2 separate regions of the Homo sapiens genome follow, and region 2 is linked to region 1. Evidence: read pairs that join two places in POLR2A ChIA-PET (ENCODE). Cell type or tissue: CD4-positive, alpha-beta T cell. All regions are shown on one strand. Links, peaks and the distances in the headings refer to the core of each region. The heading gives the core; the rest is flanking DNA.

What was found. Peaks named below come from ENCODE experiments on the same cell type or tissue, not always from the same donor. Only the 100,000 strongest peaks of a DNase experiment are listed, where the experiment ranks them.
Region 2: POLR2A ChIA-PET joins it to region 1 with 6 read pairs; 2 of 35 experiments call an interaction of 5 or more read pairs at or near these places.

The regions. Positions count from the first base shown.
Region 1 is chr12:4,803,266-4,811,122 of GRCh38, reverse strand. It overlaps KCNA6 (potassium voltage-gated channel subfamily A member 6), which reads right to left and starts at 1,789. Exons shown (of 1, transcript NM_002235.5): 1 at 1-1,789. The coding sequence starts at 1,081. It overlaps KCNA6-AS1 (KCNA6 antisense RNA 1), which reads left to right. Exons shown (of 3, transcript NR_199077.1): 3 at 4,255-6,638. In CD4-positive, alpha-beta T cell, for the core only: no CTCF peak of the experiment used is centred there; DNase peaks (open chromatin) are centred at 1,912, 3,122 and 3,862; H3K4me3 peaks cover 1,133 bases.
Region 2 is chr12:4,887,064-4,894,920 of GRCh38, reverse strand. No RefSeq gene overlaps it. Among named protein-coding and RNA genes, the nearest start is that of KCNA1, 19 kb to the left of the region's middle. In CD4-positive, alpha-beta T cell, for the core only: no CTCF peak of the experiment used is centred there; no DNase peak of the experiment used is centred there.

The sequences.
Region 1 (7,857 bases), core at 1,542-5,541:
CCTTGGAGTGGCGGGAGAGCTTGAAGATGCGGAACACCCGGACCAGGCGGATGACTCGGAGGATGGCCAGGGACATGGCCTGCTGCCCATTCTGGCCGCCTCCTCCACTGGCTGGTTGCTGCTCCTGCTGCTGCACCAGCTCAGTGCCCAGGGTGATGAAGTAGGGGAAGATAGCCACCAAGTCAATGATGTTCATGATGTTCCGGAAGAAGGCCGGCTTGCTAGGGCAGGCGGAGAAGCGCACCAGGAGCTCAAAAGTGAACCAGACAATGCACAGCGTCTCCACCAGAAAGAAGGGGTCTGTAAAGAAGGAGCCCCCAAGAGTACTGAGTGAGGAGGAGCCCCCGGTCCCCATTTCCCCAGGGGTGATGCCATGATGAAATGTGTAGGAATCGTCTTCATCCTCCTCTTCCTCCTGACTCCCCCTGGAAACTGGGGAGACTCGACTCACACCACCATTGTTTCCACCTCGACCATCTACACGGAACTGGGGTAAGGTCTCCAGGCAAAAGATGACTATGGAGATGAGAATGACCAACACGGAGACGATGGCGATGCCCCTGGCCGGCCCAGAGCTCTCTGGGTACTCAAAGAGCAGCCACACCTGGCGCTGGAAGGGCTGGGAGGGCAGCGGCTTCTCGTCCTCGCCACCTTCGGGCAGGCAGCCCTCGTCCTCCCGGAAGGCCGCCAGGGCCTCGTCCCCCAGCTGGTAGAAGCGGATCTCCTCCAGGAAAATGTCCAGGGGCACGTTGACCGGCCTCCGCAGGCGGCCCCCAGACTGGTAGTAGTAGAGGATGGCGTCGAAGCTGGGCCGGTTGCGGTCGAAGAAGTACTCGTTCCTCAGGGGGTCGAAGAAGCGGACTCGCCGGCCAGGGTCTCCGAGCAGCGTGTCCGGAAACAGCGACAGGGTGCGCAATTGTGTCTCAAAGCGCAGCCCGGAGATATTGATCACCAGCCGCTCGCTACTACAGCAGCCCCCGCCCCCGCCGGCCTCCGGGAAGTCTCCCGCATCCTGTTGCTCTCCCTCCGGCCCACGGACCTCCCCCGGCGCCGCCAGCGTAAGGGATTTCTCCGATCTCATGCCCCCTCGGAGGTGCGCTCCCCGCCACTAGGACGGCGCCCACGACACAATCTCTGGAGCGCGGCACCCGCTCCCCAGCTCCCGGCTGCGCCCTCTTTAGGGTGGGGCCCGCGCTCCTCCCGGTTCGCGGTCTGACCTGGCCGTTGGGTCCGTGAGCCCTAAAGCCCTGGTCCCTGCAAGGCTGGGTCTGGGGAGGTGACCTGGGCGCTGGGGATTTGGTTCTGCGCTTCCCGTTACCCGCGCCCGGGTGCTAGAGCTTACTGGGATGCCCGGAACCGCACACAGGCGCGTGTGAAATTGGCTGCCCGAAAAGACGCGTGGCTTCGCCCCCAGCGGTGCCTGAGACCCGGCTCCCGGACGCAGAGGTCCGCCCTCCAGCCGGGCTAGCTCTTCCCAGTTCCCACTGCGCTCCTCCAGCCGCTCCGGACCCCCGGCTGCCGCTGGTACCGAAGCGCCAGATGCGCCTCCCTCCGGCTCGGCAAAGACTCCTGGCGGGGCTCGGCCTCCGCCCTGCGTCCACCGCGGGGCTGGGTCCGGCCAAGGTCGCGGTTCCGGCCGCCACAGCCGCCACCTCCTCCCTAGGAGCCGCGCCGCAGGCCTCGCAGAGGGCCCGGGGCTGCCCCGGCGCCCGAGCGCGGGGACCCACCTCCCCACGGCTCAAGGCTTCGCTGCCGCCGCCGCAGCTGCAGCGGCTCGGCTCTCCGCTCTGCCCTTCCTTCCCAACACACACTCTCCAAGTGACGTGGCAGGCCCCGCCTGCTGCCCCCTCCCACCCCACTCCCACATCACACCCCTCGCCCAGCCAGGGGCTGCCGCGAGCCAGGGCGCCATGGAAATAGACGCACACTTGCCTCACCAGTAAGCTTTCCCGCGCTCTCCTGGCACGCCTCTCGCTTTCACACGTTCACATTCGCGCCCCCCTCCACAAGCGCCGGCACCCTAATACCACACCCCCTCCACCCCCGCAGTCGGCTCTTCTCATTTCAATTTACCGAGTTGACCTGCGCAGTGTATTTCATCAATAAGAAGACACACCCCGCCCCACCACACAATACGGAGCACTGTGCATCCACTCATACAGAAATCTAAAGAAAACATTAAATCATACATTCTTCTGTCTTCAGGAAGACCCGTTTGCCAACCTCTCCAATATCTACAGGAAAAAAAAAATAGAGAAAGTATTTTTGAGATGCCTTGAGAGCTTCCGATTTAAATTCCAATATAATTCTCCGTCTACCTTTGCAAGCCTGGGAGGGCGGGGCTGCAACTCTCCCAGAATTGCAAAGGGATGGTAGAGAAAGGGTGGCAAGTCAATCAATGCCTTTCCCATCAGAAGATTTCCAGGGGAGTCCTGAGAGCCTGAGGCAACAACCCCAGTGAGGAAGGACCCAGAAGATGGAAGCACCTCAGAGATACCTCAGCCCAGGGCACAGTGCACCCTGGGGATCCTTTGCTCCCAACCACCCCGAAGGATGCATCTGGAATTTCTGCTTATTGGGTGACCAAAAAAAGGGAGAAGAGGGTGAGTGGAAAAGGGGTATGTAAGAGTGTTGATTGAAAAAATAATAGCTACATTTACTGGGCATTGAATATGTGCCAGCCACATTCTAGGTGCTTTCCCAGAAAGATGTCCTCTCCTTGTAGGCCATGTTACAACAAAGACCCCTTTGGCAGTACTGGAGTAGGGCAAAGTTTGTTGTTAGGGACCAGCTGACTCTTCCCTAACTCTCCAGCAAGAAGGTGATAAGAATGGTTTTCCATCCATTTCTGTCTTTCTTCACGAGACCAGACAAGTTGGGGTCTGGTAGAGGAAGACTCAACTGATCTTTTCAGACTGACACTTCCAGGTAGGGTTGACATTTGCTTCTCTGTGCCTCAGTTTCCTCTTTTCTGGCTGGCTGTAGCCAAAATGAATTGGCTAACAACTACAAAGTGTTTTTGTGTAGCTTCTGGTGCATATTAGATCATTAGTATGCATTCATTGAGGTTAATGATGAGAATGACACATAAAGGTGCTCTCAAACCACAGGATGCATCTGAGAGTTCTTTGTATTGCACGGAGTATTTTAAAACCACAGTGGTTCTCAGCAGCATTCACTCTCAGAGAGTTGGAGGAAGGAGAGAACCAAGGCTCCTGGATGTGTCGGGAAGGGATCAGGTGTTGAGTGGGTAAGAAATGTGCTAGTATTAGAACTCACTGCATGCTCATTCTCCAGTCTTGCTCCTCACCAGTTGAGCCAGGCAACAGCCTCTGCTCCCTTTCTGTGCTTGCACAGCTGATTTCTGGCACCAACGCCCTGTGGGCTTTTTTGATCCCCCAGGATAGAAATCAAAAGAGATCACAGCATACAGTAGCAAAGAGAAAGATTTTATGAAAGCTTATGGACATAAGGGACCAAACACCAAGAAAGGAAGTGGGTTGCTCTCCAAAGTCAAGGTGTGGGTTCCCTTTGTGGAGGTCTGCAGTAAGGGGAAGTCAGGGCATGTAGAGGTGAGGTTTTTCGGGCACATGTACGGTGGCTTAAGATGCTGCTTCATACAACATATGTCTCATTAGCATCTTAAATCTCCACCTGTGGGCATGATTTTTAGTACTAAAATAAGGAAAAGTTCATGATGAGGTGAAAGTTAAGCCTAGCTAGGCACGTAGGGCCTCAGAAAGGTCCTTAGTTCTCTAAAGCAAGGGGTTAATTAATTTGTGGTTAATAGCTTCTTGGGCCTTTGATGCTGACTGGCTGGGAGTTACAGCTTGAGTAAAGGGCTTTTGTTCTTTTTTCTCCAAACCACATCACAACAGGAAAGCAGCCAGCTTGCCCATCTCATGCTTGCCTGTCTCATTTCCACTCCTTTCTCTCACCTTGCATGTTTCCGTGAAGGGAGAGAAAGCAAGTACATGGAGTCATCCAGCGGAGTTTTCTCACTTACAGACTATGTAATTAAGCCATTTAGACTCCACACAAAAGTTGCTCTGTTTAAAAAATCTTTTTGAAAGAAAAGAAAAAAAAGGAAACCAACAGCAAATACACTATAGAAGATACTCTTTACCCCCATCCAGTTATCTGTCACTTTACCCTTATCCAGTTATCTGTCATTATTTTCTGAGTCATAAATTGACTAACCCCTGATTCTTTTTGTTTTTGTTTTCAAATTCATAATGAATGATTCATTTGCAGGTTTGTTTTCATCATTGCCATTTTTATTCACGAGACTGTCAACTAGGTCAGTAATTCTTCAAAACCAATCCTGGCAAAGCATGGGAAGGAACCTTCGTTCTGCAGAAGCGTACACACCCTGATAAGGTGTCAAGAACCTCCGTTTGAGTACCCCTCGGGTTAAGCCTGACTGGGCTGCCGGCCACCCTTCAGGCAGAGCTGATGTTCTGTGATGACCTTCACATCAAGCATGAGGTCGTGCCCCAAGAAGGGTTTCACTGTGCCCAGGGAGGTTCCCCTGAGAAGGACAAGCCATTGGCAAATTCATGAATCAGAGTTCTGTTTTTAGTTCTTTTGTGAAATAGACTCATTTCTTAGCTTAAGAAAAACCCTATGCCTAGATCATTCCCCCCAAGCGTATGTTAAGGATGAGTACAATCACACCTTCAGAAATGCCAGTTCCCAGGTGAAGGAAGACACAGCTCCATCCATAAACACTGCCAAGTGGCTTCCAATGGCAGGGGATTTTTCCCCAGCATTCACCAAGCACCAATTTCATGCCAGCACAGATTTTGTTGTTATTTTTTGTTGTTGTATCCAGATTCAGATGTTTGCCATGGTCATAGCAATCATTCATTTATTTAAAAAGTATATATTGAGCAGCTACTGAGTGCCAGCATGGTGCCAGGTGCTGAGGATTTAGCAGTGATCTATACAAAATATCTGCTTTGATAAGCATACATTTTCATGTAATAAATTACATTATAGACAGAAAATTTTAACAGTAGACAATAAGGAAAATAATTCCATATTGCAGTAAATGCCTTGAGGAGGATAAATGGGATGCCATGTCAGAAATGAACTTGGGGACTCAACTTTGCAAGGGTAGCTGGAAAAGTTCCCTCTGAAGAGGTAGTATTTCAACTGACAATCCAAAGAGGAGAATGGAGCCTGGCACGGTGGCTCATGCCTGTAATCCCAGCACTTTGGGAGGCTGAGGCAGGTGGATCACCTGAGGTTAGGAGTTCAAGACCAGTCTGACCAACATGGCAAAACTCTGTCTCTACTAAAAATGCAAAAATTATCTGGGCATGGTGGAGGGCACGTGTAGTCCCAGCTACTTGGGAGGTTGAGGCAGGAGGATCGCTTTAACCTGGGAGGTGGAGGTTGCAGTGAGCCGAGATTGTACCACTGCACTCCAGCCTGGGTGACAGAGGGAGATTCTGTCTCAAAAATAGATAAGAGAATGGGGCCACAGTGCCAAATGCAGGGAAGAGCATTCCAGACTGACAAGTGCAAAAGCCCTGAGCTAGAAAGGTCATGGGTGTTCAAGGTCAAAAAGAAGGCCGTGCGCTGGGAGGAGAATGGGCAAGGGAAAGGGAGGTGCAAGATAAGATTGAAGAATTAGCAAGGGTACCATCTTATAGGGTGAGGTGTTCAGGTTTTATCTTAAGGGCGGTATGAAGCCAATGATGGTTTTCAAGCAGAGGAGAGACGTGATGTGATTTACTTAGAGGCTGGGAGGGGAATGAATTATGAAGAGGTAGAAGAAGAAATAGAAAGACCAGGAAATTGCAGTCGTCTGGGGAAAAGATGATGGTGACTTGGGCCAGAGAAAGGTAGAGTCAGTAGAGATAGAGTGGAGAGGAGGTGAGGAGAACTGAGGAGGTATGTTTAGATGATAGAATCAGCAGGAATTAGTCATCAATAAAACATGAGAAATAAGCAGCCAATGCCAAGCTCAAGCAACTAGGCAGGTAGGTGTCGCCCTTTACTGAGAAAGGGAAGACAAGGGGTTAAACAAGTTGGGATGCGTCAAGACCTCACCTTTAGATGTTTTACATTGGAGAGGGAAATTATACATGCAAATTAAGACATCAAGGAGGCAGTTATTTATTTAGGTCTGGAATATGAAAAAGAAACTTACGATTTATGAATTTAAGACATCTAGAAATATATACATTCATGGCACCAAGGTCTTCTGCAGAAACAGAATATGGACAACGAGGAGAAATGACCAGGACCAAGTCCTTCACAGCAGTCTTCAATCTACCGGTCAAGGTCAGGAGGAAGGGCAGCCAGCATAGGAGGCTGAGGGGTTGTAGGTGAAGTCAAAGGAAAGCCAAGAGATGGAGAGCTCCTGGAAACCAACAACCAGGACTAGACCCCAGGGGCCCCATCCTCCTGGGCCCACGCTGGCCTTCCAGTGGAACACATGATCTGCAACAGGTCAGGAGTACGTGGGGGGCATCCATGGGAAGAACCACCTAAGAATGGACGTATGTGCCCACAAGATGAGCACAGATAATGTGAAGCATTGTGTGATAACCATTTATATTCTGACCTCTGCCCTAGGTTCTAAAATGTACCTATTCCAGGTATATAAATGACATAAATGATCTGTCTTCCAGGCTTCTTTACATTTTTATTTTGCTGTGTGTGTGTGTGTGTGTGTGTGCACTTGTCATCATTCTGGTAATACGATCCCTGAAGTTTTCCTCTTTCTCTGTGTAACCTCTGAAAATGGTTCTCCTCATGGTCCTGTCACCCACAGGCCCCTGCTCTGAGGACAGGGTGGCGAGTCGTCAGCTCCCTTACCTCTTACTGAGAGAACACAACACTTGTGCACAAGCACGGAACACCCTCCCTAGAATGACCCACCCCACTCTTGAGCTTTCCACTGTGGAATCCAAACCACTCAGAGCCAGTGAGAAGCAGGGGTGATGAGTCTGAGCCCGTGTCCCTCCTCTCACCATCTCACTCTGGGCAAGGCTCTGCCCTCGAGCTTTGGTTCTTCAGCGTGTTCCAAGTGGAAGCTCCTCTGTCCAAACACAGCGTTCTGCCTGGCCCAACTCCCTTCTCTGGTCCCCTCATTCACCCCTTTCCCCAGGGTCTGGGTCATGTTTACTCCTTCTCTTAACCTTCTCCTACTTTTTCTGCTGGAGAGAGAAGACAGCATTGAATCCTGGGGAAGAAGGGGAGAAAAATGGATGACCGGGTAATTCTATACTTTGCAGTCAATTTTTGCTGTTTTCCTTTTGTTCCCCTCCTTCTACACACACACACACACACACACACACACACACCAAAAATTTGGTCATCTGAGAGTTACATTAAAAAGAAGTCAGATATCTTGAACTTCGAGGGTTAATTTCCTGCAGTAGCACCCACTGGTTCCACAAACTCATTGATGTTCCCTGCCAACACTTGATAGCACAACGCTTTGACCTGAAGTTCCCTTCTATTCATTTCGTCTCTGGATGCACTGTGGCCATTTCCCTCCTCCTGGGCTTCCCCTGTGGCCAAGTGGATGGAGTCAGGGGGACAAATGAAAACACATGTGCTATACAAAAGCACTATTTATAATTAGCTGCTTAGTCCAATTTTTAATGAGGACGATGATGTCAGTTACAAAGTAGTGATGGTGATGATGATGTTCCATAATTCAGTAGAGAAAAATCTAACAGCTTTCGCTTGGGTGAAGCTGTATATTAGAAAAGAAATGCATTAGACATCTGTGCCACACCAATCAACAGCCTCAGGAAATTACTATCCATGCCAAGAAATAAATCTATAACGAACTCCTTATCCTTTCGGGGAGGATCCCAAGAGAGCTTGTTAGTA
Region 2 (7,857 bases), core at 1,727-5,726, 84 kb before region 1:
CTTTATTCACACAATAAATTAAGCCACAAATAAATACTATGATGAATTATCCAACATAATTAAAGATAGGGATGCCATGGAAAAATTGAATTCAGAATTTCCAAACCAATTTGTTCCTTCTTTGTTTTCACATCTCACCCCAAAAAAATACCCCACTCTGAATGTCTTGCACTTTTCTTTTTATTCATATCAATTAACTATTTTTTTTTTTTTTGAGATGGAATCTCGCTCTGTCGCCAGGCTGGAGTGCAGTGGCACAATCTTGGCTCACTGCAACCTCCGCCTCCCGGGTTCAAGCAATTCTCCTGCCTCAGCCTCCCAAGTAGCAGGGACTACAGGCGCGTGCCAGCACGCCCACCTAATTTTTGTATTTTTAGTAGAGGTGGAGTTCCACCATGTTGGCCAGGATGATCTTGATCTCTTAACCTCATGATCCACCTGCCTCGGCCTCCCAAAGTGCTGGGATTACAGGTGTGAGCCACTGCACCCCGCCAATTAACTCTTTACAGTACTGAATATTTACAAGTCACGTGTCTTTTGCTGAGGAAAAGGCAAAAAAAATGCATTGTCCATACCCTCAATAAATTTATTATCTTTGTTGAGGAGACAGGACGTATGAATGGAAAATGACAGCTTCCAAAACAAGGCAAGTGATTAGTGCTATCGAATGTGTTCAAGAAGGCTTTTGGGACGGGAGACAGGTGGTGTCTCATAGCATGGCCAGCTGGAGCTGCTGTGCAGGAGCAGTGTCTCCTAAAGGCCGGCAGAGGGGAAGAGAAGGGTGCAATTTACGAGAGAGGGAAGGCAAGAGCAAAGATGCAGACGTGGGAAGCACAAGTCCTTTCCGGGGACTGAGTAGGTCAGTTGTGGAAGCGCACTCAAGTGGACATGTAAATGAGCAGTGAAATGACAAAACCAGGCGGGAGGGAGATGGAAGACCAAGCAAGGAACTGTGAAAACCCTGCACACTCAGCAATCCACCCTTGAACAACCAAGCATTATCAATAGGATACCAATTGCTTTTAGTCTCAGAAGGAAAAATAAAAGCCAATTTGCAGACAGTTTTCAGTGCTATAGTAAAAGAAGGTGGGTTTCTGATGGCAGTCATCACCCAGCCCATGGTGATGGATTGTTTTAAATCTTTATCTACATACCATGCTTTCTACTTTTCAAAAACTCTTAGGCATTATTGCTTAATCCTCAGATAAACCCTTGGAGGTAGGGGAAGAAAGCATTTACTATCCTAATGTGGTAAGGACACTGAGTAGGAAAGGATGATAAGCCCTTGACCCCTCCGAGTTTTTATAGGCAATGTGGACATGTGGACAGAAACAGCAGACACTGCCCCTGACTCCTACTTCATTATTTTTCCTTTATACCACACTGCCTTAACTAGCTTCTAATTCACTTTCACACATTTGGAACTCAGAGTCCTTTGTCAGCGACTTTGGGATTTTCTGTTTAAATACCACATTCTAAGAAACACAGTAATTACAGTAGGAGGAAAGTGGGTTATTCAGGACATTCTGATTTCGAGGAGGATAGCTGAAAATTAAGAAAGATTGGTCAGCTTGTCTTTCTTGATTTTTCATGCTTAGGAGACAAGTCTCTTTATTTGGGCTAGTTTGGGTTCTATTCTGCCTGAAGACAACAGGATGGATGGTTTGACATCCCGGGGGCTTTGTGAGCTGCAGTGATTCTGTGATTCTTTCCCCTAACAATTGGCTTGGATGACATTGTCAGGAGTCCAAATCTTATTGAAAGTGCATCAGAGAGAAATGCAACTGGATTGTAAGCGATGTGTATATGTAGAATAACAACGTAAATATTTTATAAACTGCAGCACAACAGAATTAAATACTTTTGCTTGGACAAATGAATTCGATCTTCAAAGCCACTGCAAAGAAGCTTATGTATCAGACACAATAATTTTGCAAATAGCAGAACACTTTGTACTTCCTCCAAAACTCTGCATTTCTCTAAAATCTTAGCACCTTCTCAGCACTGTTGGAAACAGCTTTACCTATTGTCATTAGGAAGAAATCTCCTTTCTTGGCAGCCTGATAGAACATACAACTCATCTATTTCAGCAATTAATTGATTCAGCCATATGCGTTTGTTTCTTCTGAGCTGTTAAGCCTCCACCCTGCCTTGACTCTCTCAGCAGTGTCCAGCTACTTATTCAACTCAGAGCCATGACCCACTTGACTATAACCCAGTTCCCAAAGGTCTCTCCCTGTGATCAATGCCAACACTTATCCCAGGGTTCATTTTCCTACCCTCCCTGTAGACTCTGACCCACTGTGCTCTCAGATCTCTGATGTCAGAAGAGTCTCAGACCAGGAACTACCAGGAAGTTAAGACAGACCAACTTGACTTGGAATCCTCATGTTCTATATAGCCTTCCCAGTGTCTCCTTCCCAAGAACAAGGTCCAATGACCTTGTTCTCATTTCCAAAGTTTTAATCATTTCTGAAAAGATTTTGTATCCAATCCCTCATTCTCGGAAAACACCCTTGCCTTCTGCTTTACAGAGAAAACCAGAATCCACTGGAAGGCAACTCCCACACTTCATTTCTATCCAGCAAACACCTGCTCCCCAGCTATACCTGGGCCTGTTCTTCCCTTCTCTAAGGCCTGTGCCTCCACCTGAGCTTGGATCCTCTGCCCACACACCTTCTCATGAAGCTTCACCATGGATTACCACCAAATTCTCTCCCTTGTACTTTCAAATTCCCTCTTAAGTGGACCCTTCTGGAAGGTTTTTTCCCTACCGTTTTGTAAAAATGCCTGTCTTGAAAAGGAAAGAACATGTATCTACATTACACGTATGTACACATAGCTGTGGGTAATGTAAACGCATACTCGTGCCTATAGTTGGTTACTTCCTGATGTATCTTCCAACACACCCGTGGGCCAGTGTTGAAGAAACTTTGTTAAATATTGAAAATATATAAATTAATATTTATGAAACAGGTTTGAGGTATAGAAAATCCAGTAAACAACAATGTACTAACCCTCAGGTTTAATAAATAAAACATTACCACTACCTTTTAAACCCCCAGGGGTTTCTCTGTGTCTCGACTCCCTCCCTGCTCCCTGCCCAGAGTTTCTCATTTCATTCCCTTCCTTATCAGTATAGTTTTACAACATTCATTTTACAGTCTCACAGAGCATATTTTGTGGACTTTTGAATACACAGATTAAACATCCCTAATCCAAAAATCTGAAATCCCAAATCCAAAATGCTCCAAAATCCAACACTTTTTGAACACCAACATGATATCATAAATGGAAAATTCCCCATGTAAGTAACGCAAACTTTGTTTTATGCACAAAATTATTTAAAATATTGTATAAAGATACTTTCAGACTATGTGTATACAGTATATATGAAACATAAATAAATTTTGTTTTAGACTCGGGTCTCAACCACAAGATATCTCATTATGTATATGCAAATATTCCAAAATTCAAAAAAATCCAAAATCTGAAACAGAGCTGGTCCCAAACATTTTAGATAAGGGATACTCAACCTGTAACAGAATATCCCAAACAGAATATGTTTTGTTTTGTCATGTGTTTTGTCTAGTCAATTTTGTGTTCCTGCAATTCAGTCATGTATTATTGTTATGCAATAATTCAGCTTATGAATATATACAATGTATTTATCCATTCCACTGTTGAGGCATATATGGGTTATTTTCAGTGTGTTTGTGTTGCCATTATCAACAGGGCTAGCATGTCCTTGTGTATATGTGCAAGAGTCGCTTTAAGATCAATACCTAGAATGGAAGATCTGAGCCATCAGGTATAGAGATATTTAGTTTATAAGGTGATGGCAAATGGTTTTCCCAAAGTTATTGAACCTTATGCTCCCACAGCAGTATATAAGACTTAGGGTTGCTCCACATATTCACTATCACTAGCTATTGTCCAAACTTTTAAAAGTTTGCCATTCTGATCAATATGAAATATCTCTTTTTTTTTAGGAATTGTGGCAAAATATACATCTCATAAAATTTGCTATCATAACCATTTTAGGTGTACACTTCAAGGACATCGAGCACATTCACACTGATGTGCAACCATCACAACCACGCATCTCTAGAATGCTTTTCAACTTGCCAAACTGAAACTCTGTACCCATTATACCTCCCCTTCCTCTCTTCCCTCCAGCCCCTGGCAACCACCATTCATTCATTCTACTTTCTGTCTCAATGAATTTGACTACTCTAAGTACCTCACAGAACTGGACTCACAGTATGTTTCATTTTGTGATAGGCTTGTTTCCCTTAACATACTGTCCTCAAGGTTCATCCTTGTTGCAACATGTGTCAGAATTTCCTTCTTCTTTAAGAGTAAATAAAACTCCATCGTATAAATATACCATATTTTGCTAATCCATTCATCCATTGAGGGACACTGGTGTTGCTTCCATCCTAAGGCTACTGTGAATAATGCTGCCATAACATGCGTGTACAAATATCTGTTTGAGATCCTACTTTCAGTTCTTTTGGGTACATATCCAGAAGTGGAATTGCTGGATCATAAGGTAATTCTGTTTAATTTTTTTTGAGGAAATGCCATATTGTTTTGCACAGTGCCCATATCATTTTACATTCTCACAATCAGTGCACAAGGATTCCAGTTTATCCACATCCTTGTCAACATTTGTTATTATCTAGTTTTGTTTGTTTCTTGATACTAGCCATCCTAACGGGAATTAAGTGAAATATCTCATTATATTTTAATTTTTATTTCCCTGACTTTCTGAAATTGAAAATCTTTTCATAATGACCATTTTTTTATTGAATACCTGAAAGTCTTTTCCTGTTTTTATCTTGAGTTGTCTCTTATGCATTAATTTGTAACAGTCCTTTATATTAGCTTGGTGCAAAATCTATTGTGGTTTTTGCCATTACTTTTAATGGCAAAAGTAATGGCAAAAACCGCAGTTACTTTTGCACCAACCTAACATATGCTGGATATTAATTCTCTATCTGTTCTATTCCTATGATTTTTTTCTTCCAGCTTGTGGTTTAATTTCACTTTCTTTATACTGTTTTTTATGAAGAGAAATTCTCAATTTTAAAATAAACAATTTAATGAATATTTTTCTTTACAATTTGCATTTCTTCTGAATTATTTAAGAATCCTTCCCTGCCCATGGCAAAAATAAGTATCTTAAATGGTCTTCTAACTCTTTTATAGTTTTCACTTGAACATTTGAAATATGAAAATTCATCTGCAATGAATTTTGTTTTTGACATGACACAGGGACCCAGTTTCATTTTTAATGCAAATAGGGAAAATAATTCATATTATCCAAATGATTATTTCATTGAAAGACCTTATTTTCCTTATTGATCTACACTGTTGTGCTGCAGTATAAATATATATGTGGGTTTGTTTATGTGTTCTTTTTTCTGTATTAGTGATTTATATTTTTGTATATCTTCACCAATCCTATACTATAATTTCTTAATTACCATAGCTTCATAGTCATTCTGAATCTTTTCTTCTTCAGGAATATTCTGGCTTTATTTGGCCTTTTGCTGGTTCATATACATTGTGCCAAATTCCATCAAAATAAAAACAAAACTGAGGCTAATTGTTTGCATTCAAGGTAAAGGTCAATTTTGAGAAAAGGTCTTCATTAATGTCTTTCAATAAAAGTTTTATAATATTAACATAAAAGTCTTCTATAATTTTATTAGATTTATTTGTAGCTACCTTATTTTTATGCTATTGCAAATGACATGAATTTTAAATATACAACTTCTAACTATTGCTAGGATACAGAAATGCAATTAATTTTTTATGTTGATTTGCACTCAGCAAACTCATTACATTATCTAATTAATTCTAATAATTTGTTTGTAGTCTCATTTGAGTTTTCTAGGTCAGAAATATGGCATCTGCAACTGATAATAGATTTATTCCTTCCTTTGAAATCTTTACACGTCGTATTTCTTTCTCTTGACTTACTGTGCTATCTAGTAGAATGACTAGAAGTAGTGAGCAGGATTGACATTCCTCTATAAAGTACAATCTTTGCCTTAGGAAATTTTTATTATTTTTGTATTTATTTCGATATTCCTTATTAGATAAAGGAAGCTCCCTTCTAACATTATTTTCCTAATAGCTACTAGCATTAATAGATGTTAAATTTTATCACTTTTTGCATCTTTTAAAATAATTATAGTATTTCCCTCATCTTAGTCAGTTTGGGCTGCTGTGACAGAATGACATAGAATAGGTGGTTTAAACAACAAACATTTATTTCTCACAGTTATGGAGACTGGAAGTCCAAATTCAAGGCACTGGTAGAACTGGTGTCTGGTGAGGGCCCTTTTTCTGAATGGCCCCCTTCTTGCTGTATCCTCACATAGAGGAGGGACAGAGACAGAGGAGGCAAGCTCTCTTGTGTCTCTTCTTATAGGGGCACTAATCTTATCAGGAAGATACAACCCGCATGACCTAATTATCTCCTAAAGGCTCCATCTCCAAATACCCTCACATCGGAGACTAGGATTTCAACAGATGAATTGAGAAGGGGAGACACAAACATTCAGTCCATAGCATCTCTCTTTGAATCTGTTAATGTGGTGAATTTATTTTTCTCTATTATTAAGCAACACATGCATTCTTCAGTAAAACCCAACTTTGCTGGTTTTGTTGTACTATTATTTGGTTTAGAATTTTTGTATCTACAGGAGATACATGAGTGAAATTGGCTTGTGATTTTCCTTCCTTAAGAGAGGTATCAAGGTTATGCTAGTTTCATAATAAGAGTTAGGAAATTGTTAGTCTTCCATAAGGTATACTATAAATAGTTTTGTAACATTGGAAGTTTTTTATTAAATTTTGGTAGAATTCATTAGCAAAGTCAACTAAGCCTGATTATTACTTTATGAGAAGATTTTTACCTATGAATTTGATTAACAACTTAAGGTAATAAGATTAATAAGGTGGCTATTTTTGGATTTGTTTTAGACTGCTACTATATATTTTCAAAGAAATCAGATTTTCGGTTTGCTGCACTGAAGTTGCTATTGGTATCTTCTTACTATATATTTAATTATGCACACTTATAGCTACTTCCCCTTATTATTCCAAACATTGTTTATTTGCACCTTCCCTTTCTTTTTATGATCAATTGTCCATCAGATTTGTCAATTTCATTAGACTTTTCAAAGGATCAATTTTACATTTGTCCATCTACTCTACTATATGTATCTTTTCTATTTAATTAATTTCTGCTCTCCAATCCTTCTTGCATCTTATACTTCCCATTAGAGGTAATTTTTCTTCCCAAAGTACATTCTTTAGTGCAGGTCTTCTGGCATTGAACTTACTGTTTTGTTTGAAAATATCTTCACTCCTTATTCTTGAATGTATTCTTGCTATATATAGAACTCTAGGTTAACAGTTATTTTCTTTGGCTTCCACTGTGTCTGCTGGGAAGTCTAATTTTAGTCTTATTGTTGCTTCTTTGAAGGTAATTTGTCTTTTTTCCTTTTGATGTGCTATGTTTGTCTTTAGGTCTCTGAAGTTTTCCTCTAATAAATCCAGGTGTGGTTTACTTTCATTTATTCATCTTGTGTAACTTGTTTGGTATTTCGAATATGTGGACTTACGTCCTTCATGAGCTGTTTTCTCTTCAAATATTGTCCTCATTCTCTCCCTGCTCCTTCTGGAACTATATCCTCTAGATTTCTTTTTTTTTTTTTTTTTTTTTTTGAGATGGAGTCTTGCTGTCGCCCAGGCTGGAGCGCAGTGGCGCAACCTCGGCTCACTGCAGGCTCCGCCCCCCGGGGTTCACGCCATTCTCCTGCCTCAGCCTCCCGAGTA